Linked DNA regions of Mus musculus: regions 1 and 2 are each linked to region 3. Evidence: chromatin loops called from intact Hi-C (ENCODE). Cell type or tissue: left cerebral cortex. All regions are shown on one strand.

Region 1 (8,000 bases), 100 kb before region 3:
AACCTCTCAGTCCAAAGCCTGGGCAGCCAAGGCTCCACAGAGAGAAAGGAAGAGAAAGAGGCACAGACAGAATCGCCTGGGTTGGGCATGGTGGCTCCCTCCGCCTGTGATCTCAGCACTCAGGAGGCTGAACTGCGAGGACTGCCCAGAGAATGAGTCTCAGGGTTAGGGTTAGGGTTAGGGTTACGGTAGGGTTAGGGTTAGGGTTAGGGTTAGGGTTAGGGTTAGGGTTACGGTAGGGTTAGGGTTAGGGTTAGGGTTAGGGTTAGGGTTAGGGTTAGGGTTACGGTAGGGTTAGGGTTAGGGTTAGGGTTAGGGTTAGGGTTAGGGTTAGGGTTAGGGTTAGGGTTAGGGTTAGGGTTAGGGTTAGGGTTAGGGTTAGGGCTACTCAGGGAGACTCCTGTTCCAAACAACCAAAACAACAGCAGCAGCACCTCCCAACAGTGCCCCGCCCCCGAGACAAAAACCACATCAACCTCCTGGGACTGGTGCTCGCCCGCCCGGGATCTAAGGTACAATTGTAAGTAACAAGCTGTGCACGGTGACAAAGTGGATAGAGAGCACTAGTCACCCACTCTCCCCTCCATCATGCTTCGACACTGAGAACACTGGCCACCGCATGTCTCCATCTTGCTCTCTCTCTGGCTGACCATGAGACTCTCTTTTTCCTCAAGGTGCCAGTGGATAAACATCTTTATGACAAGAAGCCCAGACCACACCTTCGCTAGGCCTGCTATGAGCATCTCCTGCCTACCCCTCAATTATTGCTCTGTGTAAACCTTGAGTGTTTGTTAGGGCTCTGGGGAGGTACCTGCGGACACTGGAGCAGTGGACCAGTAGTTGAGCCTAGCTTGCTGGACCTTCGAGTGGTTTTCCTTTCTGTTGCTATGACCAAATATCTGAAAACAATGTAAGGCAGGGGGTGAAAAGGGGTGGGGCTGGGGTGGAGCTGGGTGTTGGTAATTCTGGCTTACATTTTGAAGTGATAATTCTTTCTCAGTGGGGGCCAGCTAGATATACTGTATTTACCCCAGGAAGCAGAGAGCATACAGGAAGTGGGGGCTGGCTATAAAGCCTTAAGGCTCCATCAGTGATCTACTCCCTCCAGAGACTCCCACTCTTAATGGTTCCATATTCTTCCCCAACAGTGCCACCAGCCAGGACCCCATGTTCTCGCACATGCGCACAAACACACACACACACAGAGGCAAGCACACATGCAGGAGCAATGGCTTCTGCCTGAAACTCCAGGAACACCACTCTAAGTAAGCAGTCATCCTGAAGGAAGCTGGAGAACACGCAGGTTATTTGCTAACAGTCGCTGAAGCCAGGAGTGCTTTCCCCTCCCATGCAGGAGGCCCTGGATTCAACCCCTTCCACCACACTGCAGCGCAAAAAACCAACCGAATAAAAACCAAGTAAAAACCAGTTATTCCACAGTGCTGGGAGCAACCTCCTAACATTTCCATCTGCTATTAAAAAGCCGTCTTTTCTAGTTCTGGCTTTCTGTGGTTTATCATGCTAGGAGCAAAAGTGGTCCGCCTCCAAAGCCCTGCCCTGCCCTGTGCTAGGAGACTCAGCTCAGGAACTGAGGCCTGCGGCTCAGTCATCCGTTCCTATCTGGGGGAAATCGATGTGTGTTCACACCTCCTCAGAAAAAGTGTCACTCGAAAGACTATATGTTAAATATAGACATAAACTGGATTCTAGAGGCTTGTAATTAAGTGCTGGTTATACTTTCCAATATTTTTAAACTCAAGAAATGTAATTTTGTTTGGTCTTCTTCTTGTGCCCAGCCTAAAGCAGGACATATACATTCACTTAAAAGGCATGAAGAGCACACAGGTGTGCCATCACTGACGACCTGAGCAGTTATAAAAGCTGTAAGCCGTACTGGGAGGCCTGTAAACTCATGTGTTAAGAGAAAGGATTTATATCTAATTTATAGCTAGCTATAAAAAAAGGAGGGCACTGTCTGTATTCTAAGAACAAAATTTATGCACATATAGAAAACCAGAATCTAGAACTTTATGCTTACAACAAAGCTTTCTCTGTTGGTCACGGCAGAGGCAGACAGTCTCCCCAGTTGGGTAACCACAGCCAGGCTATCCACACCCACGCCCCACGTGTGGTCAGGCACACAGCCCCCTTTGAGCTCAGTGACTTGTTAGTACCTGTGGGGAGGAGCCAGGTCAGTAGGTGCAGGAGGGGGAGGAGAGGGTATTGGGAAATGAGTTCCATCAAATGAGCCTATGAAATATCAAAGAAAAATATTTAAAAACATAAAAACTGGCCTTCTCTTGATAAAACACACACTCTCTCTCCCTCTTCCTCTCATCCCATTGTATGTTGGGAGATATTAAGACAACTCTATTGTCTTGATCTCTAATTGGGCCTCTCCCCCGAGAAGAAAAGGGGGTCAAAAGCGGGCCACCGACGCACCGTTCCAAGAACAACCACAGAATGTTCCAGCCCTAAGTCAGCGCCAGATGTCCTGACCACAAGATGTACCCTGATACCACCAAGTTCCTGCTTCCCCCGTGTAGTTGCCAAAAGAAAAATTTCCGCTGCCCCATCCCTCCTGCTGAGAAGTACTTCCTCCTTTGCTTGTGCATTTAAGCCTTGAACCTTGCTGAATACAGAGAGACCTTGATGCTACTCAGACTGCTTCCTTGTCGTTCTTGCACTTGGTTTCCGTCTCTCCCTCCCCCCATTTGGTTCTTAGGAGAAGGTCCCCTCGAGACCCTCGAATAACTGGACCTGCTGGATGGGTCAATTGTATTTTATAACAATGTGGTTGCTGGGAACCAAACTTGGGTTCCCCACAAGAAGAGCAAGTCTTCTTGGCCGCTGACCCAATACTCTTAAATGTATTCTGAGGGAATGGAGCTTTGTGAACTGATGATCCCCGACAAAAGGTAGCACCCTTTCTTAGCCACTGAGGGCTGCAGAGACTAGGTATGCTGCAGACGCAGAGCTGGGGGCTCTATGAACTGCCTTTAGTTCAGTATCGGAATCCATCCCCACACCTCCGGCTGACTTAACATCCTTTCAACGGTCAGGCAAAACCCATAACCGCTAAAGACACCATGTGATAGAGCTTGGCTTGCCTCACCTGCTCCCCGTGCTCCCTCTGACTACTGAGTGTGCCTTGCTCTATGGCTTTCTTGTTCTATGACAATGAAAGTCCATCCAATTGCTTCTGGTGTCGGAACACATCGGTCACAGCAACCCAAACCTGTGCCTCAGGCCATGGCCACTCATATTTGGCTCAGAATAAACTCTAATTCCCTTTGAAGCAGGAGCTGTGTTTTGCATTGGCTGCTTGTTTTAGAGTAAATTTTAACTATGCCCTGTCTATATTCCACAGGAGTGTAACTTTGTTCTATGATGCTGCCACTTTAGGTGGACTCCAGGGAAACTCTAGGGCCACCTCTTTACTCCTCGTCATTGGGACAGACTGAAACCCAGAAGGGCTCACCAGTAATGCCTTTAGGCAACGGTGAGCTGTGGGGATGGTAACGCTCTATTGACAGTGAGCGAGTGCTCTGCTCGAATCCCTCCAGTAGGTGGCGATGTTCACTAGCTTCACCGCTGGCTCCAGCTGCACTCAGCTCTGCTGGGACCCTCTAGAACAAGCAAGCAGCTTAGATCCCTTTTAAGTACCTCAGCTGCCCTGATGGACTCCATGTGGCAACGCAGTAAAAGGTATTCGGATGTCACAAAGTCCCAAATCCCTTGAGACTGAGAAATGTACCTGAAACCAGGGCAATTTTAACAGAGCCCAAGTAACCAAAACCTGTTTTCAAAAGGTGACTGTCAGGCGGGAGGTCTTTGGGACAAAGAAGACACCCCTCCTCCACCAGGAAGAAGCCAGTGCTCGTGGGACTCCGAGACAGAACAAAGAGAGTCCCACCAGGTTGCCAGGCTTACAGAAGCCGGCCCAGAACACTGGACAAAGCACACACTTGGTTTCAGATTCTAAAGTGACCACTTGACACAGGACACACGACCAGACCCCCAAACCCAGACCATCGTGGTGATTTCATGGACCTCCTACCCTGACGACCCCCGTAACTAATCCTGAATAAACCTGCCTTTTACTTAGGGGGTCTGTGTGTAAATCTACACATTCCTGGCTTTTGTTCTGTCCTTTCTAAACCTGGTAGCTTGATTTGGGGAAGACAGGGGCAGAAGAAAAATTTCTTTCTCTCCAGGTTTTGATCAAAACTGTAAATAAATTCAAGAATCATCTTTATCATCATCTTCTTCTCCTCTTCCTCCTCCTCTCTCTTTTTCCCCCAGACTCCTCTTCCTCCTCAGATTTATTTATTTTATGTAAGTGACCACACTGTGGCTCTCTTCAGACACACCAGAAGAGGTCCTCAGATCTCTTTACAGATGGTTGTGAGCCACCATGTGGTTGCTGGGGACTGAGCTCAGGACCTCTGGAAGAGCAGTCAGTGCTTTAACCTCTGAGCCATCTCTTCAGCTCCCCAAACTGTCTTCTTTGAATCCCAGACAGTGGTAGGTGTCACAGCCAAGCACTACTGGTGGAGGGCTCCACGGCAGCTCTGTCCCAACCTGTAGGCTGCTACCCTGCCTTCCTAGAAAGCAAGAAGAAAACCTGCAACGGGGGTGGGGGGTGGGGTGGGGGCTGGTGAGATGGCTCAGTGGGTAAGAGCACCCAACTGCTCTTCCAGAGGTCCAGAGTTCAAATCCCAGCAACTACATGGTGGCTCACAACCATCTGTAATGAGATCTGATGCCCTCTTCTGGAGTGTCTAAAGACAGCTACAGTGTACTTACATATAATAAACAAACAAACAAACAAACAAACAAACAAACAAAAAACCCTGCAACCTCCAGGCAAGGAACGTTTGAATGGCTGTGCTAACTGGTCTCTGCTTAAACTCCATTGAGGAGTAGCCTGACACGAAACAACAGGTTCTGGGAGTTTGTGTTAATGTGCTTTGCCCTCTGTCCCCATACACAGAACAACTCAGAATCCCGTTAGGTCACTGGTTCCTTAGTTTTCCTTCATCTGGAAAAGCTGCTTCCATGGCGGGCCTGCTGGAATACTATAACAAAATGTTGCCTGTTTAAGTGCAATAAGAGCTTTACGATTTATTTATTTTTATTTTAGGGTGCTTTGTCTGCAAGTATGTCTGTGCACCAAATGTATGCAGTGCCACTGGAGTCCATTGGAGGGCGCCAGATCCTCTGGAGCTGGAGTTACAGATGGTTGTGGGTCACCATGTGGGTGCTGGGAACCAAGCCCTCGTCCTCTGCAAGAGCAGCTGGTGCTCGTAATCACTGAGACATCTCTCAAGCCTCAACTATAGGCGAAAGCAGGAAGATCAGAAAGCTATTCTGGGAAACTCAGCAAGAGTAAGAATTTTGAAGTGACTTGGTATACAGCTCAGGAGTCCTGGCTGGTCCCCAGCTGCACAGAAACAGTGAGACCAGCCTGGGCTGGCGGCCTAGGCCTATGACCCAAGCCCTGAGGAGACTGAGGCAGGAAGACTCTGAGTTTAAAGCTAACCTGAGCTACACAGCAAGACCATTTCTCAGAAAACAGGGCCAGGAGGAAAGAGAACCAGATTAGATGTCCATCAACAGATAGGTAGGAAAATGCGGTAAAAATTGTAGCTGTAAGGAAAAATAAATGAATCTTCTTTTGCAGGAAGATTGAGGCAACTGGAAATCATCATGTTAGCAAAATAAGACAAATAATGTGAACTTTCTATCTGTATGTATGCAACTATGTGTGTATATGTAGGCATGAATGTGCATGCGTGTGTACATGTGTCATGAAGCCAGAATTAGGTTGTAAGAGAGTTAGACACAATCCTAAGGGAGGTGGGAGATGGAGAGGATGAGGGCAGGACAGGGCAGGGGTTCCTCCATCTTACATGTGAGTGTGACAGGGCAGGACAGGGCAGAGCTTCTTTCATCTGTAGTCTTGCTCAGGCCATGTCAGGTTTAACTAGAATTTGATCTCCTTGATGGAGAATCCTGTAGAAAACTGCCCAACTCTATTCCAGGACCAGAGGCCAAGACGCCCCCAGCTAACTTACCTTAGCTGCTCTTTAACTGCTTGCTTCTGCAAACCTCCCCTGCAGCTGCAGAGGGAAACAACAGGAAGTAACTTTTGCCTTTAAAAGCTCCTTGGTCAGGCTGGAGAGATGGCTCAGCAGTTAAGAGCACTGACTGCTCTTCCAGAGGTCCTGAGTCAATTCCCAGCAACCACATGGTGGCTCACAACCATCTGTAATGGGGTCTGATGCCCTCTTCTGGTGTGTCTGAAGGCAGCTACAGTGTACTCATCATATATATAAAATAAATAAAACCTTTGAAAAAAAAAACCAAAAACCAAAACAAAACAAAAAACCCAAAAAGCCTTGATCTAAATGCTCTGGGCTGCACTTAAGCCCTGGATACCCAAGTATAGTACCAGCCACTGAGTAGACATTCAGATGACTATAAATGGTTGAGTGGTCATCTCTGTAGTCAAGGAATACTGTACATCTATTTTTAATTGAGTCTTTGGTTAAAAAGAATAGCCACAGACTTAATATTCGTAACTGCAGACCAGTGATGCCCGAAGTATATCATGACTTTGTTTGTTTGTTTGTTTGTTTGTTTGTTTTTGAGATGGATCCTTACTAAGTAGCCATAGAATTCACTATGTGGCTTGGAACTCATAGCAATCCCCCTGCCTCAGCACCCTGGTTTTAGTATTCTGGTCCTCAATGCTGGGATTATACGCATGGGCCACTACATCTGGGTAAGTTTTACTGTTTGAATTTTTGAATTTTCTTATGAACACGCTTTGCTTTTATACTGGGGCAAAGAGAAAGTTTTAAGGAAAGCTTCCTGGGAGGAGAAAGATTCGTGCTTTAGAGATATCAATGCCCAGCTCACAATAGACCCTGCCCAAGACTGCTTGATCTTCCTTCCTGAGTGGAAGAGGCTTAGAACCCAGGCAAAGCTAAGATGCAGTTCTGGGTAAGGGTTATTAGCAACAGTGGCATTCTTACAGACTACAGGATGACAGACTACTGGACCTTCCCCAACAGTCTCATATACACACCTGCAGGTCTTTTTGGTCCTTCTTGCTTTCCAGGTTGGGTGTTCTTGTCACAAAGTCATTCAACATGCTGTTGAGAGACAATCAGCTTCTGGTCAAAATGTTACAGAAATAAAGATAAAATGTATCCCTCCTATAGAAAACACTGTATCTGTGTGGATGTGGAGAATCTATACCTGAGAAGCAGAAAGTATCCAGGGGGAGCCAGGTTCAGCTGCGCAGCCTCCTTCAGGACGCCCAGGAGGGAAGGGAAGGCCTCCTGCAGGTCTGGTATGGACAGTCTGTTTAAAAAACAAGACCAAATCTGAGCACATTTCAGATGCAGGGAAGCAGCTGGGAGAACAGCACAGCTGCCTGGCCTCATGGCTGCCCGGCTTAGTTTATTACAGTCTCTGCAAGCTCAGAGTCAGTCCTGGGGCAAGCACCTGCAGGTGGGGAACCTGGAGCAGCTTCTGACATGTGGCCACTCCGCCTTTCACTGTCTGGAAAATGAAAGCCTTGGCCAGCTGCTCAGCTTTCATTCTTGGCCATGCTTGCCCAGCGCTGAGGACAGCATGCATCATGGGTGGTAAAGACGCAGCGTGAAGGGAGGTGAAACACGCATTTGACCATTGCCCAGGGCAGCTCTCGAGAGGGTCAGGCCTCTACGGCAGCGAGGAGGGTGCTGACATCTCGGCTGTGCAGCCAGGCACTGCAGTACAGTTTGCTAAAGCACAGATGCAGTCAGAGGGCCCCAGGTCCACACCCTGGTGCCTACCTTCCTGCCTCTTGTTCCACCTTGGTGGCTCCTCCTCTGCAGCAGAAGGACGATAAAAATCTGCCCTGAAGCTGCTGAGCAGCTCAGAGCCACTAAAAGCCACAGAGGTCAGCTGGTGTCACAGTAGCACTGGCTATCCCAAAGAGTGGC
Region 2 (8,000 bases), 240 kb before region 3:
GCGCTCTCTCTCTCTCTCGCTCTCTCTCTCTCTCTCTCTCTCTCTCTCTCTCTAACATAGAGACATCTAGCCATTTGATGCCTGTGTGGGCCAGTTAGGGAGAGCTTGCCTTTGACCTTCAGGTACACGGGGAATTTTCCAGATGGGTCTCCTCATTTTCAGTCTTCTACGTTTAGGGACATGAAGGTAGAGGCTGTTTTGTATAGACCAGTGACAAGCACGAAGCCACCAAATTTCCAGTGCCCTGATCTAGAGAAGACTCACTCTTGTTTTTAGACTTGAGTGTGTCTCTCTAACTTCCTGAGCTGAGTGGACAGTGGACAGGGCTGGGGGAGGGGGTGGCTAAGCTATGGATGCATAACAAAGCAGAGATTGGTTCTAAAAGTCTGGGACCTAGGCTCCCCAGGGCTGCTCCTCCTGAGGGCTGAGGGTTGGCCTGCCCCCACTTTCTCCCCAAACTTTTAGAACATTCTGGGCTTCTTGCTGAGTCATTCCAAACTCTGCCTCAGTCCTCAGGGACTTTGTAAGACACTAATTCGGTTTAGGGACCTGGCCTTCCCCAGTGTGTCCCTGTCCACATGTGTAATCTTCCTACTTCCAAAGAGGGTGACATTCTGAGGTACTAGGAGTTAGGACTTCGATATATCTTGGGGGGTGAGGGATATAGTTCCACTCATAGCACCTTCTTTAGAAAGCTTTCTCCCTTAAAAAGACAAACAAAACGCCGGATGTGGTGGCACACACCTTTAATCCCAGCACTTGGGAGGCAGAGGCAGGCAGATTTCTGAGTTCCAGGCCAGCCTGGTCTACAGAGTGAGTTCCAGGAAACCCAGGAGAAACCCTGTCTCAAAAAACCAAAACAAACAAACAAAACAAAAAACAAAAGCAAAAGCAAACAGCTATTAGTATTTAATAATCATTTAACACTAAAAAAATGCTTGCATTGATCAGGGGAATATATACTTTTTCTTTTAGTTTTCTTTGTTCTTATACTTTGTCCTTATACTTTGTCCTTATAGGGCAGACTTTTGAAAAATGAAAAATAACCTAGAAAACCTACACCACTAAGAAAAAAATGCTATGAAAATTGAGTTTCGCCGGGCATGGAGGCACACGCCTTTAATCCCAGCACTTGGGAGGCAGAGGCAGGTGGATTTCTGAGTTCGAGGCCAGCCTGGTCTACAGAGTGAGTTCCAGGACAGCCAGGGCTACACAGAGAAACCCTGTCTCGAAAAACAAAAACAAAAACAACAACAACAACAAAAAATTGAGTTTCTTTTCTAAACTGAAATTCAGTTATTTCATCTTAAAATGTTGATCTGCACTTTTAAAATTACTTATTAAGTTAGTGTATTACACGTGTGTGTGTGCACATATGTGTGGGGCGCATGCAGTTAGAGGTCAGAGGACAACTTGAAGGAGTTGGTTCTTTCCTTCCACCATTTAGATCCCAGGGATCGAACTCAGGTCTGTCGGGCATAGCAGCAAGCACCTTTGCCCACTGAGCTAGCTTGCCAGCCCTAATCTGTATTTGTAAAGAACTTAAATAGTGAGAAGATGCCTCCAGAGAAAGGCTGAGAGTTCCAGTGATCCAGATGGCTTTCTGTGGTCTTCACTGAGTCTGCAGGCTCTCGCTGCACCTCACCAAAGCAGAAGTGACCTCTGCAGGTTTTGTGCCTCAAACCGTGGTTTTTATCTAACCAACATTCGCTTTCTTCTTAGGAAAATGTGTTTTCTTTACTCGTCACTCATGTACCTAGATGGAGTTAAGCTACAATGGGTCATTTTAATGTGTGACTTAGGAGAGGACATCGACTACTTTTCCTGATTAGCACAGTGCACACTATCAGGTCACTTAGTTCCGGTTGCATAATTACCTGCCTGTGATTCTCACAGACTGTATGTGTGTGAGACTGAATGGCTTTGGAAGTCCTGTCAATTTAAACTGCCAATGCCTGCCTGCCAGGCTAATAGGTACTTAAAGTTAGAGAGTATGGAACTGTAATGACTGTCTCTAAAACTCTTCAGGGTGCAGGAAAGCCACCCCCAACACACACACATACACACATACACACACACATACACACACATACACACACACACACACACACACCACCCCTGCAAGACCCAACACCTTCACCTTGTAGATGCTGCCCCACCCACCTGGCCCGCTGAGGGCTTTTCGAACATTTGTCTTGGACTCCCATCTCTCTAGCAAATGTTTTCCACAGTTGTACACATGCCTGCAAGGGGGGAGGGGGACATGGGAGAAACAGTAGCCCACAGGGAATGCCAAAGTCAGCCCAGTGCATGCTAGCAGGGCCTTCCTATGCAAACACAGTGAAGGATAGAGCCTTCTGCAACATTGTGGCCAGGAGGGTTGGGGCTGGGGTTAAGCAGTTTTCAAGGAGACACTTTCATTTAATGTGTTTTCTAGTGAATGAATGGCTTATAAGCGAGAAGCAAAGTCAGGAAGTATTGCTTGATGCTGCTGCTATGGGGGGGAGGGGAGGGGGGAGGAAGCTGGAGGGGGAGGTTTGAAGCTCATTAACACTTCTTAAATTAGAAAATCCTTAACTTAAAAATAGCAAAACCTAGTGATTTCTAAAATTAGCTCCCCTTGCTTTCCATAAATACACTTAGACCTCCCCAGACTGGTCCACCACCAAGCCTTGTGGGCTCCTGTCAAGCCTTCCGACAGTCTTTAATGGGTAACCTTGAAAAGGAAAGTTTGGGGCAGCCTAGAATTCAGGTCAGGAATCAGCCAGGGGGCCCAATGTAAGCCTGGACCTTTCACTCTTCGGACTCTGTCGAGGTGGAGAAGCTGGGGACTGTCCTGACTTGCTTGAGAGGGTCCCCTACGCTGGGCAGTCTCTGTAACTAAGAAAGCAGGCTGAGCCCTGGCTTACACTCCTGTCAGATGCATTAAGCATCTGGCCACTTGGAATCCTGTCCCTGGGCAGGAGTCAGCAAGCTTGATGTCACATCAGGCCTGAATTCCAAAACAGCCCCTGACCTGCCTCTGAGGTGCCAGAGAAAGTCGCCCCCTTACAGACACAGCCCCCAAGGCCATTCTCTAAGTCACAACAGGTACACACCCTAACTAACGCATGTCAGTCCAAGCTGTGTGGAAGGAAGGTTGAGGTGTAACAGAAAAACCTGAGTGTACATATAAGGTAGAACTCCCTCTGTGTGCTTTCCCTAAGTCGTAGGTCCCGGAGACATCGAGAATGGGAGCTCTGGGGTCTCCAGGAAGCACAGGCTGCTGGGACCTGCATCCTCTCATCCAGCTCTGTCCTTCCACCCTGAGGAGCCTCCATTTTTTTTTTTTCAGGACATGTTAATTATCATAGGAACTGCCTATGGAAAAGTGTTTTGGTGACAGAAATAAAGGCATCGAGATAATATTTAACCCAGTTCCCTTTTCTTGCCCTCCCTCTCCTCCTGGCTTTATTAGGCTTCCTGCGGGCACCTAAGGACCAGATCCATCCCTGGGGACCTGGGCACTGCTCAGCGCGGCTAGCAGGGGCCCTTAGCCATGGCCAGCACAGCGGTCCAGCTCCTAGGCTTCCTGCTTAGCTTCCTGGGCATGGTAGGAACGCTCATCACCACCATCCTGCCACACTGGCGGAGGACGGCCCATGTGGGCACCAACATCCTGACTGCCGTATCCTACCTGAAGGGACTGTGGATGGAATGTGTGTGGCACAGCACAGGCATCTACCAGTGTCAGATCTACCGCTCACTGCTGGCGCTGCCCCGGGACTTGCAGGCCGCCCGGGCGCTCATGGTCATCTCCTGCCTGTTGTCGGGCATGGCCTGCGCCTGCGCAGTAGTGGGCATGAAGTGCACACGCTGCGCCAAAGGCACACCCGCCAAGACCACCTTTGCAGTGCTGGGGGGCGCGCTCTTCCTGCTGGCCGGCCTGCTGTGCATGGTGGCCGTGTCCTGGACCACGAATGACGTGGTGCAGAATTTTTATAACCCGCTGCTGCCCAGTGGCATGAAGTTTGAAATCGGCCAGGCCCTGTACCTGGGCTTCATCTCCTCATCCCTGTCTCTCATCGGGGGCACCCTGCTCTGCTTATCCTGCCAGGACGAGGCCCCCTACAGACCCTACCCGCCCCAGTCCAGGGCCGGAGCTACCACCACGGCTACCGCCCCTGCCTACCGCCCACCAGCGGCCTACAAGGACAACCGTGCCCCCTCGGTGACCTCAGCCGCGCACAGTGGGTACAGGCTGAATGACTACGTGTGAGTTCCTTCCCCGGGCTTCTGCCAGGGATGCTGGGCCCCAAAGGACCAATGATGGATGTGGGAAGGATGCAGAGAGCAAGCCCGGAACACAGGGAAGGAGGTGCTCTTCAAAGCAAAGACTTCTAAAAAGTGCTGGTTTTTTATTTATTATATGTATTTATGCGGGTGGCTTAATAAGAGCTCAATAAAGAGTGTCTTGGAAGCGTGGCCCATCCATCGGGTTGGTTTGTCTCACGGGAACAAGCCGCGTGGAGGTGGTCTGTGAGGCGGGCAGCAGTAGCTCCTGCTGCATCTTCAAGGTGTGGAAAGCCTCATCTGAGTCCTGGGGATTTGGAGTATCCTGGTTATGCAGCCAAACTAAGGACCAGGAGCCCTGACCTTGACACTGAATCACTAGCATCCACTAGTGCATGATGGGAAAATCTAGAAAGCTGACTGCTGTGCCCCCAGGAAGTCACAGAGGCCCCTGTAAATCTAGAAGCAAGCCTCAAAGGACACCACACAGCAGAAAGTTAAGCGAGTGTTGCTGTCTACCTGAAAACGGTTCCCACTGTGTAGTGTGTGTGTGTGTGTGTGTGTGTGTGTGTGTGTGTGTGTGTGTGCGCGCGCGTGCGCGCGCCCGCACTTGTGTGTGAGAGAAAGGGGAAGGGGGGCAGCGTAGAGAGTGAAGGACAGTTCCCCAGAGTCTTACTCTACTGCCACCTTGTGGCAGAACCTGGGATCACACCATTCAGGTCATAGGCTTGCCCAAAGCCTCTCTTATCAGATAAGAGTCTTGCTGGCTCAACAGTTCTTCCTTTAATAAGTTACAAAGAGAAGCGGAAGAGGTTCTGGTACCTCTGCTTTCTGTGCGTTGGCACGAAGTTCAGTCAGGAGTGCTTGGCCCCCAGGGCTTAGCTGTAAATGTTACCCTCTTTTTCTAAGTCCTAGCTGCCGTGACAACAGGTTCTAGGGAGCTCCTTTACCTAGAAAAAGAAAATCCTAGAAAGTTGTGAGGACCCCAGTGTCCTTCCTGGTTCCAACCACATGACCAGAAAGCTGTCTGCTGTCTCCCTGAACCTCCCTCCCACACCCTACCCCAGGGAATCTAGAGCTGTGCTCACATCCTTTCTCTGCCCTGGCCTCTGCCAAAGGCTTTGAGTGGGGAGGACACACCCACTCAAGGGCTGAGCGTGAGAGTCCCCAGCACGAGAGTTGCAGTGGGGCAGGGTGAGGCTCAGTGGCTCAGCCTGGGGAGACCCTGGCCCATGATCACAAAGGGTAAAACTGAATATCCAAACGGAATGTGGAGAAAGGGTCACAGCCCAAGCCCTAGACCTACACAGGCGTCAATGATGTCATAACCCTGTATTAGTTATGATCCTAATTACAGCCACCTGTCAGTGACTGGGGCAAAGTTCAATCGGTGAGTGCTTACCCAGCGCTGGGTTAGAGCCCCAGCCCCACATAAAGCCAGGCGTGGAGAGGCACACCTGTTAGCGAAGAAATTGGGAAGTGGAGATCAGAAGGTCGGAAGTTCAAAGCCATCCTTGGCTACACAGCCAGTTCAAGGCCAGTCTGTGCTAACCAACACACCTCACCTGTTAAGATGCGACTCAAGGGAAGGAGGGCCTATTTTGGCTACAGTCTGAGGGCTCAGTCCAGCGCAGCATCAGGACTGTGAGCATGGACATGTCGAATCCAGTCAGGAAGCAGTAAAAGATGGACCCGGGTTCTCAGCCAGCTTTCTCCCTGCCGTCAGCCCTGCACCCTAGCCCACAGAACCGTGCTACCCACAGTTTGTGCGGCTCTTCCATCCTTCCTCAGTTTACCAACCTCAAATCATCCTCACAGATGTGCCCGGTAATTAATCTGCTAGACGATTCTAGAGCCGTGGTTCTGTTTTTCTTTTCTTTTTTAAAATTTATTTATTTATTTTATGTATATGAGTGAGTACACTGTAGCTGTCTTCAGACGCACCAGAAGAAGGCCTCAGATCCCATTACAGATGGTTGTGAGCCACCATGTGGTTGCTGGGATTTGAACTCAGGACCTCTGGAAGAGCAGTCAGTGCTCTTAACTGCTGAGTCATCTCTCCAGCCCGAGCCTTGGTTCTTAACCGTCCCAATGCTACGACCCTTTAATACAGTTCCTCATGCTGTGGCGACCCCAACCATAAATTATTTTGTTGCTACTTCATAGCTGTGATTTTGCTTCTATTATGAATTGTAATGTAAATATTTGATATGCTGGATATCTGATATCTGGCCCACCAAGGCATCTTGACCCAAGGGTGAGAACCATTGTTCTAGAGTAGTTGACAAAGTTCACTGTCACAGCCTCTAGTGTCATGCTTTGCCCTGACATCACAGGGCTCTCGGGACTCTTAGGAAGCTTGGGGTGGGGGACTTGATCTGAGGAATCTCTCTGTTTCCTTCAGCCAGTCCCACCTACAAATCTGCTCTGACCATGAGGCCTCATGAGATCTCCTGGTGTCTTGTTAAGGTTTCTATTGCTGTGACAAATCACTGTGACCAAAAGCAAGTTGGGGGAGACAGGATTTGTTCAGTTTACACTTCCACACCCATAGTTCACCACTGGAGGAAGTCAGGACAAGGACTCAAGCAGAACAGGGACCTGGAAGAAGGAGCGGAGGCAAAGGCCGTGGAGGGGTGCTGCTTACCAGCTTGCTCCTCATGGCTTGCTTGCTCGGCCTGCTTTCTTATAGAACGGAGAATGGCCAGCCCAGGGATGGCTCCACCCACCATGAGTTGGTGATCACAAATTTTAAAAAATGCCTTACAGCCAGATCTTAGGGAGGCATTTCCTCAGCTGAGTTTTCCTCATTCCCAGTGACTCCAGCTTGGGTCAAGTTGACACAAAACCAGCCAGCACATCTGACAGCACCAGGTAGCTAATCAGACAAGAGCAGGCTTGAAGGTCACTGGGGATGCCCCCCGCCCCCCAATCAGCAGCTTTATAAAATGAAGAACTCAAAAGATAAGAGCTGTGTGTCTAAGTATAACATTTTCAAAAATAAAGAAAAATTGAAGCTGGGCAGTGGTGGCGCACACCTTTAATCCCAGCACTTGGGAGGCAGAGGCAGGTGGATTTCTGAGTTCGAGGCCAGCCTGGTCTACAAAGTGAGTTCCAGGACAGCCAGGGCTATACAGAGAAACCCTGTCTTAAAAAAACAAAAAAAGGGGCTGGTGAGATGGCTCAGTGGGTAAGAGCACCCGACTGCTCTTCTGAAGGTCCAGAGTTCAAATCCCAGAAACCACATGGTGGCTCACAACCATCTGTAACAAGACTGACTCCCTCTTCTGGAGTGTCTGAAAGACAGCTACGGTGTCCTTATCCTTACATATAATAAATAAATAAATCTTTAAAAAAAAAGAAAGAGAGAGAGAAATGAAAGAGAAAGGAAAGGAAAGGAAAGGAAAGGAAAGGAAAGGAAAGGAAAGGAAAGGAAAGGAAAGGAATATTGAAGGGGGACGGGGGACGGGGGGGGGGGGGGGGGGACGGAGGGAGATGTGAGTTTGTCTCTGGCTTCGGGTAGCTATGACGTTCTCGACCACCAGGTGGCACAGAGTCCAGTTCAGCTGGTGAAGAACTTTCCTGACAGGCATGAGGCCCTTGGTCCAAGCCCCAGCAGGGCTTAACTCGGGTGCAGTAACACCTGCCTGGAATCTCAGAATTTGGGAGGAAGCAGGAAAGTGAGGCCTTTAAAATCCTCCTGGAGAGAAGCTCAGACTCAGAGCGCT
Region 3 (8,000 bases):
CTTTGATGCGGGGACACATGTGTGGGAGGTTCTGGAGGGTGATCAAAGATCATCCTATTAACCAGATGGTCCAGCCAGCTCTAAGAGGGACGACACCACACCATCTACCAGCGGCAGCATTGTCTGGCACACATGAGTGTGCATGTGTGTGTGTGTGCACATGCATGCTTGTGCATGTGTGTCTATGTGTGTCTCCATGCATACAGAAACAACTTCCACTTGTTTTTGTTTTTTAAAGAAAGAACAGGCAAGTAGCTCCCTCTAGTGACTTAATTGTTGTTGAAGCTATTTTTTGTCTTGAGTGAGTAAGCAAGACCTAGGATCCTGGAAAGTAAGGTGCTAAAAGCTAAACAGAAAGTATAAGTCCGTGATAGTAAGCACGGTGTCTTTCAGCGAACAGTGTGTAGCCAAGTCACCTGTCCTAGGCAGATGCCCTATCAGTCAGAGATCCCTCAGGGCAGGAAGCTGCAGGCTTGATTAAAGATGGTTCACCTGGTTCTTGCCCCTCCCCCTACCTCTGAGAGCTTTCCTTTAACTTTCAAAATGGCTTGGCTCTCACTTGATGCTGTAATTCTTATTTCAACAGAATGAAGTTTATTCGATCAGGCAATCGGCAGTGAAGGCCAAGCTGGGCTTCTGAGTTCAGGGATCGCAGGTGTGTGCGGGGGGGGGGGGGGGGGGGGGGGGGGGGGGGGGGGAGGGGGGGGGGCTGAGACTTCCTGGGAATCCATCCCACTAAGAAATGAGGGAGGAGTGAGCAGGTGGCGGGCAGGGGTCCAAGTTCAGCTCTCACTACAGTTTTCAGACTGACATTTTCTTACAGATAAGCTGGGATAGGGATGCATGCCTGGGATCCCAGCATCCAGGAAGCAAAGGCAGGGGGAGGCGTCAGAGGTTCAAGGCCAGCCTGGTCTACAAGGCAAATTCAAGGCCAGAAAACACTGTAGAGTTAGATCCTGGTTTAAAAAAAAAAAATAGGGGGGGGGGGCGGGAACCCAATTCTCCTAAATCCTGAGCTAATTCTCTTTCAAAATATTAAGAAAATTAAATTTTTTAATTTCTATTTATTCTATGTGTCTGTATGAGTGTTTTGCCTGTATGTATGTATGTATGTATGTGCACATTGCCCTGTGCCCAAAGAGGTTAGAATAGGGTGTTGGATCCTCTGGAACTGGAGTTACCAATGGCTGTGAGCTATATAGGTGCAGGAAACCATGGGAACTGAGCCCATGTCTTCTGCAAGAGCAACAAGTGCTCTTAATCTCCGAACTCTCTCTCTCTGGCCCTGAACATTATGTTTTTTAAAAACAATAGCCGGGGGCTGGAGAGATGGCTCAGAGGTTAAGAGCACTGACTGCTCTTCCAGAGGTCCTGAGCTCAGTCCCCAGCAACCACATGGTGGCTCACAACCATCTGTAATGAGATCTGATGCCCTCTGCTGGTGAACAGATGCACATACAGGTAGAGTACTCATACATAAAATAAATTAAAGCCTTAAAAAAACAACAACAACAAAACAACAGCGCTTCCCCTCAGAACCACAGTCAATCTCAGAAAAGGGAAATCCCCAGAGAAGTGCCTCTCTCTATCAAGTTGGCCATCTCACACCTTAGAGTCTTTGTTAGAAAATCTCTATCTCCCAGCTCAGCTCCAGGCTCTGTGGATGAAAGGGTCCTCTTGTATATGATGGGCCCAGTTTTTACTACCAGTGCTGGGTATAATGGTGGGCACCCAATAAACATTAGAAGGAAACTAATGATAATTAATAATAAATATTGAACCCTCATGGGCTGGAGGTAAGGTGTTCCCCACAAAAAACTACTTCTTTCGGATTCTCTCAGCTGACAACATTTAGAAAAACACCTTCTCATAAGCTTTTTGTTTGTTTGTTCGTTTGTTTGTTTGACATAAGAAAGGAACAGAAGGACTGTTATAATGGCAGATAAGTCAGGGGTGGGCCCATCCTTGCAATGTCGGGGGCAGGAGGGCAACTCTCTAAGACTGTCACAGACCTTTGGGGCCATGCTGCAGTCTGTGATGGAGGTTGAGCTCATGACACAGACCCCAAGAACTGATCAGTACCACAGGGTTCTGACAACCACAGCCAAAAGGCTCAAGTACAGAGCCAGACACCTTGATAAAATAAGGCAGTTTTTACCCTCCATCTCACAAGCAAATGGCAGCCCTGAGTGGTCCCTGTTGGTTGCCCTATTTGAGGGACCGAGGGCCACTTCCCGAGGGACAGTAGTCCTACTTTGGACTTACCATGTGGTTTCATTATAGGCAGTAACTCAGTGCAGACATTTCTAGTGGCAAAAAAGTTCGTCTTCAGTGTCACCTCAGCTTGAATGTCGAAGGGTGTTGGGTCATCCACTTTGAAAAGCACACAAAAAAAAAAAAAAAAAAAAAAAAGAAAGAAAGAAAGAAAGAAAAGAAAAGAAAAGAAAAGAAAAAAGAATTACATTTTCCTCTGAAACTCGTGTGGCCAAGTTGGATCTCATCACATAACAGCTAAAGGGAAAGTGTACTAACTTTAGGACAGTCTTGCTGAGTGTGGTGATACACACATCTGTAAAGTACACACACACACACCTTTAAACTAGAACTTGATCATTCTAAAGGTCTTAAGAGCATAAGGAAAGAACTTTCTGGTCCACACCTCAAGTTTCTCATCAGCCACGCTCATGTCGCGTCTCAAGAACACTCAGTTTTGATCTTCCTGTCTCAAGCTTGAATAGGGTTCCTGGAGGTTGGGAAAAGATGCTCTGGTGAGGCTGGTGTAAGACCTCAGCTTGTGTGGTGGGGCAGCTGCTGCTCAGATTTGCATACACATGGCCCACATTTAAGTATGAACCTCCAGGGCCATAATTCACCAAACCTTCCATCCGACAACGCTGAGAGTGGCTGAGGTGGTGAGCTCGCCCCTCCCCTTCCCCAAAGCCCACATGCCAGAGTTTGGAAGTGCGGGTACAAGGGTGTCTTGGCTCTCACGCAAGGCGCCTATGGGTGTCCAGGGCCAACTGGAGAGTTTTCGGCTGCACAATAGTCTCCCTCCCTCGTTAGTCTCCGGCTCTCTCAGCATTTTCAGTGAAGCTGGAATGTTTGTTTCAGTTCCAGCACATGGCAACTGGATAATTTTGCTAATTGGACATTTGTTAGAGTAAGCGATCTTGTTTTGTTTTTTTGGGTTTTTTTTCCCCTAAAGGAAGATGATTTCCAAACCGCACTTGCAAGTTTAATAACAAACCTAGTTCCCCGAGGAGGAGGGAAGCAGAGCTCGCTTCCTTTTTGCCAGAGCCTCTCAAAACGCTCCATTAAAGCGGGTAGGAAACCCACTATCGTGCCAGGGCGCTAATTGTGTCCGGGCGACCCATTTCCTGTCCTCAGCAGATATCTACTGGCATCTATGAATTCGCCCTTGTTTCACGCGAAGCGAAAGCTCCAACCCTATTTTTTTGGAAGACCCTTCTCTGAGAAAAGCCTTCGTGCGTGGGACAGAAAGCTGATGAGCTTGACAAGGCGTGGTCCCCTCCCAAGAGACCGGTTTTCTTCCAAACAGGCGCAGCTGAAAGTTCCAAGGAGGGCCTCCGGCGGAGCACAGGCCCGCACAGGCCGCCGGCCGGGTCGGGCATGGAGTGGGGTGCCTGGGCGGGCCCGCACCCGAGTCACCGCACGGGGGAACTCGCCACGCAGAGCGCGAGCCGGGTGCACCCAGGCGGGATGGCGCAGCCTCCGGATCCCAGAGGCTCACTGCCCAGCACCCTCGGAAAACCCCGGGACACCTCCTCCTGGAGCCCCACACCTACTTCTAAAGGCGATGCCCGCGTTGTTGACCAGCACGTTAAGTCCCCCGTACTCCTTGCGCAGAAAGTCGCGCAGCGCACGGATGCTCTGCGGGTCGTCGATGTCCAGCTGGTGGAAGCGTGGGCTCAGGCCCTCCGCCTGCAGCTGCTGCACCGCCGCGCGGCCCCGCGCCTCGTCCCGCGCCGTGAGCACCACGTCCCCGGAGAATTTCCGACACAGGTCACGCGTGATCGCAAAGCCGATGCCTTTGTTAGCCCCAGTTACCAGGGCCACGCGGCTGCAGGACGACATGTCAGAGGGACACACGGACCACCTGATGGCCGGGCCGGCTGGGCAGCGGGTCACGCGTGGTCAAAACCGTGGCGTAGGACTAGATTCTGGGACCCGGCGCTGCGACTGCTAGAGAGCAAGGCCTTGAGAAGCCTGTCCCTCCCCTCTGAGGAGGAGCCGTCTGTTCCCGAAGGGTCCGCCTCCTCCCGCTCGCCTGCCCGCCCGCCCGCCGGCCAGTGTAGAGATCCTGGTTCCGAGCTAAGCAGTGGTCAGGGACAAGCGCTGCTCCCAAAGGAAGGGGTCAGCAGGACTCGTGGCAGTCGGATTGAAACAACTATTTTGGGGAAACTTCAAAAGGAGGAAAACAAATGCTCCGTAATTTTCTTGGGCGAGAACCCGTCGTTCTCTGCAGAATGCAAATGTTTGCTTCTGCGGAACTCGCTCTGAGATTACTTAACACACCCCGCGGTTTGCTCAGGGACTTCAGGGAACAGTGCCTGGGAGTAGACTGAACAGGTGTGGGCGAGCCCTCGCGGCTGGAGGTCTCGGTGCGCCCCCACGTGGGAGAGAAGGCTCATGTTTATCGAACTGTTTTGAGTAGTACGGGAGTCCTCAGTGCCGGTCTTTGGTTTATTCCAAGTGTACTGGGTATGCAGATAGATCTGCATTGGTCTCAGTCTATGCGAGTCATCTCCCAAGGAGATGCTGAACCTACGAACAAAATTCCAGGCGTGTCTAAGTGTGGGCACGCAATCAGACCTCCTCCCTTCTTGGGTGGAATCGAGTCTGTGCTGATCCTACTTGGCTAGGGATTGTGAGGTTGAAGGACAATTAAGTCCTCACTCACAGTGATTCAGCGTTTCCCGAGCTGATCCGGCCAAACTGCCTTAGCCTCTTATTACGGACTCCACCTTCTGTTTCAAATGAGGTGAGGAAGGTGAGCTCTGTGGGGGCCTAGCCTGCCTGTGATGTTAACTTGAGAGGATCTAGGAGACAGACCTCTCTCTCAGCCTGTCTCTGAGGGAGTTTCTCAGTTAGGCTGACTGGGGTAGGAGGCCCACCCTAAGCTCAGTACCGTTCCAGGGACTGGGATGCTGGACTGAATGAAACGGAGAAAGTGAGCTGGGCCAAGGCTGTGGAGCTGGCTCCGTGGGTGAAGGTTATGAGGACTAGAGTTCAAATCCCCGCTCCACACAACGTGGGGCAGTGTGGCTGCTGTGTGACCCCAGAAGCAGGATTTCCGGAGGCGAGCTGATTAGCCAAGTCTGCAAGGTCTGGTTCAAGTGAGAGACCCTGCCTCAAAGAATCAGGAAGAGATGAATAGCAGAAGACATTTGTCAACCTCTGACCTCTGCATACACGGGAACCCCGCCCCCTTCCTCCCAACCCCCACACACAGTTTGACCATCTGTCTTATGCTCATGTGGTTAGGACCCCACAGTGTTGGACTCTCGAACTGTGAGCCAGGATAAACCCGCTCTTAAATCGCTTTTTCTTTGGTTATGTGATCAAGGCAGCAATGGGAGTAACATTTACAGAGTCCGGGACAACTTTTTCTGCTTTCTCTCCTAAAGACCAGTGGGGAGTTCAGAGTGTAGTTCGGTGATGGAGCACTTGCCTAGCATATCCTTGTGAATGAGAATTCCTGAGAAGAAGTTGTGCCTGGCTGTCTACAAGACTCCTGGAAGGAGTTCTGTGCCTGAAGAGACTGAAGGACAGGCTGCTGTGGGGAGACTGGGATTCTGCAGGTTCAGAGGTTAAGTATCTTGGACTAGGTTTAGCTTCTGGAACAACTTCTCCTTGTCAAATCTGAGCCAACATCTCGTGATAATAAATAAAAGCCTCTTAGATGCTACTGACGCGGTGGGACACTGGCTTCCAGCAATCCGAGAGCTAAGAATGTCCTGAGGTAGCATCTTGGGCCCACAGAACAGCTCCGTCTCACTGTACCTGCCTCTCTGCTGTGCCCATCCATGGATTTCAAAGATTCATGACATCCTCTGGGAAACTATAAAACCCTCGGGAAAGTGCTTCTGAGTTGGAACATAAATTGGGGATCCTAATTCTGTGTTTCCAGGCCGTGGTCACTCAAAATGCCCCCAGGATAAATTTCTTTAGGATCAGAGCTGAGAGCAGGTGGTGGTGGTGCATGCCTTTATTTCCAGCAATTGGAAGGCATGGGCAGGCAGATCTCTGACTTTAAGGTTGGCTTAGTCTACAAATTGAGTTCCAGGACAGCCAGGGAGGGTTACACAGAGAAACCTTGCCTGGAAAAACAAACAAGCAAAACCCCAAACCAACCAAACAAAAAGGGTGAGAGCTGTGGCTTTTATGTCAATGCCTGGGGGGAAATGGAGACCTGTGTTAAGTCCATACTCTGAGGCTGGTGAGATTGCTGTGTTGTGGACATCCAGCAGCAAGGATTTCATAGGACACCAGGACACCTCTCAAGTAGGAAGTTGTTGGTGAGGGTGTGGTTCTCTGTGATTATTAAACAAAGGGGGAAGGCACTTGTCACCAAGCCTGATGAATTGAGTTTGATCACTGAGGTCAACAAGGTAGAAGGAAAGAATTGACTCTTGCAAGTGATCTGGAACCTACACACACACACACACACACACACACACACACACACACACAGGCACACACACACACACAAGCACACAGAGACATGAAATAAAACAAAATATATATTTTTAAAGGAACATAATACTATTGTTTCTCCTCTCTCCCTCCCTCTTTCCCTCTCTCCCTTCCTCCCTCCTTCCCTCCCTCTTTCCCTCTCTCCCTTCCTCCCTCCTTCCCTCCCTCTTTCCCTCTCTCCCTTCCTCCCTCTTTCCCTCCTCCCAGTCTGTCTCCCTCCCTACTAAGACATGCACTCTTTTGCTGGCCAGCCTGACCATGAGTTCAGCTAAGGATGACCTTGAACTCCCGTCTACATCCTGCTGGAATTATAGGCACTTACCGCACACTGTTTCTGATTTTTCAAATTCTGATACAACCCCGGTGCTTTGTTTGGGAGATAGGGTCCCACTGTGTTGCCCAGGTTGGTCTTGAACTCCTGGTTCAAACAATCCTTCAGTCTCAGCCTCTAGGCGGGGTACTGGGTCCACAGGCACAGACCACCGTCTGGCTTTTCATCCTTCTCTCCCCCTAGTGAGTCTGGCAGAGATTTAACATCTTTAAAAGAAAATTTCCCAAGCAACCAACATTTACTGTTCTTGATCCTCTTTTCTCCATTTCCCCTGATTATTTTTATTTATTTTCTGATTTTTATTTCCTGTTTTTGCCCACTTTGGGCTCAATATACTCATATGTCTCTTGAACTGGAAGCCAAGGTTGCTGGTTTGAGATATTTCCTCTTTTCTAGTTCAGGCAGTATAGTTTACACGTTTCCCTTAAAGTGCTACCTGGTGGCATTTAAATATTGATTTTTGGGGTTGGGTGCTGGAACCAGAGTGCAGTGCAGACATGATTAGCTGCTGAAATACACCATCAGCTCCTTCCAACTTACCTTTTGATACCTTTTTGGACCAATGCTATTTTTTTTTAAAACTTCTTTTAATTCTAACTATTTAGTTAAGGTTCTCTGATGACCTTGCTATGAGCTTTAATAACTCTATTGAAAGCAGAGAATAAACTCTAGTGGCATCTTTTACAAACAGTATCAAACACACTGGGACATAGCAGTGCATGCCCTGTAGGTTGCCAAGGGAGGAGAATGAGGCAGGGGAGTGACTTCAGATCAAGAGTTTAAGACCAGCCTGGGCAAGTCAGTAAAGCAGTGTTTTCTTTCATTCTTTGTCCTCCCAAGTCCCGTGCTTTGCCCCCTGGTATGCTCTGGATCTTCATCCTCCTGTCTTAGTCTCCCACGTGCTGAGCTCACAAGTCTGTGCTCTCTTGCCTGGAAAAACCTGTCTCTTAAA

Evidence for each region. Hi-C counts contacts between places; a loop is a spot of excess contacts. Peaks named below come from ENCODE experiments on the same cell type or tissue, not always from the same donor. Only the 100,000 strongest peaks of a DNase experiment are listed, where the experiment ranks them.
Region 1: a loop joins it to region 3, with 2.7 times the contacts of the local background. A loop is called at or near these places in 21 of 42 quality-filtered maps.
Region 2: it touches region 3 in a loop (2.8-fold over the local background); 3 of 42 quality-filtered maps call a loop at or near these places.

The regions. Positions count from the first base shown.
Region 1 is chr16:93,781,575-93,789,574 of GRCm38, reverse strand. Dop1b (DOP1 leucine zipper like protein B) reads right to left here. Exons shown (of 37, transcript NM_027293.1): 25 at 7,270-7,374; 26 at 7,097-7,163. Among named protein-coding and RNA genes, the nearest start is that of 2310043M15Rik, 9.3 kb to the left of the region's middle. In left cerebral cortex, CTCF peaks have their summits at 3,567 (motif pointing right) and 5,222 (motif pointing right); DNase peaks (open chromatin) are centred at 2,125 and 3,565.
Region 2 is chr16:93,915,495-93,923,494 of GRCm38, reverse strand. Cldn14 (claudin 14) reads left to right here. Exons shown (of 2, transcript NM_001165925.1): 2 at 3,458-4,464. The coding sequence starts at 3,539. The coding sequence ends at 4,258. Among named protein-coding and RNA genes, the nearest start is that of Gm31012, 9.8 kb to the left of the region's middle. In left cerebral cortex, CTCF peaks have their summits at 4,987 (motif pointing left) and 7,835 (motif pointing right); DNase peaks (open chromatin) are centred at 4,961 and 7,884.
Region 3 is chr16:93,679,420-93,687,419 of GRCm38, reverse strand. Cbr3 (carbonyl reductase 3) reads right to left here and starts at 4,201. Exons shown (of 3, transcript NM_173047.3): 1 at 3,807-4,201; 2 at 2,266-2,373. The coding sequence starts at 4,095. In left cerebral cortex, CTCF peaks have their summits at 249 (motif pointing left), 1,436 (motif pointing left), 3,663 and 4,620; DNase peaks (open chromatin) are centred at 295, 3,300, 4,286 and 4,624; H3K4me3 peaks cover 2,311 bases; H3K27ac peaks cover 1,333 bases.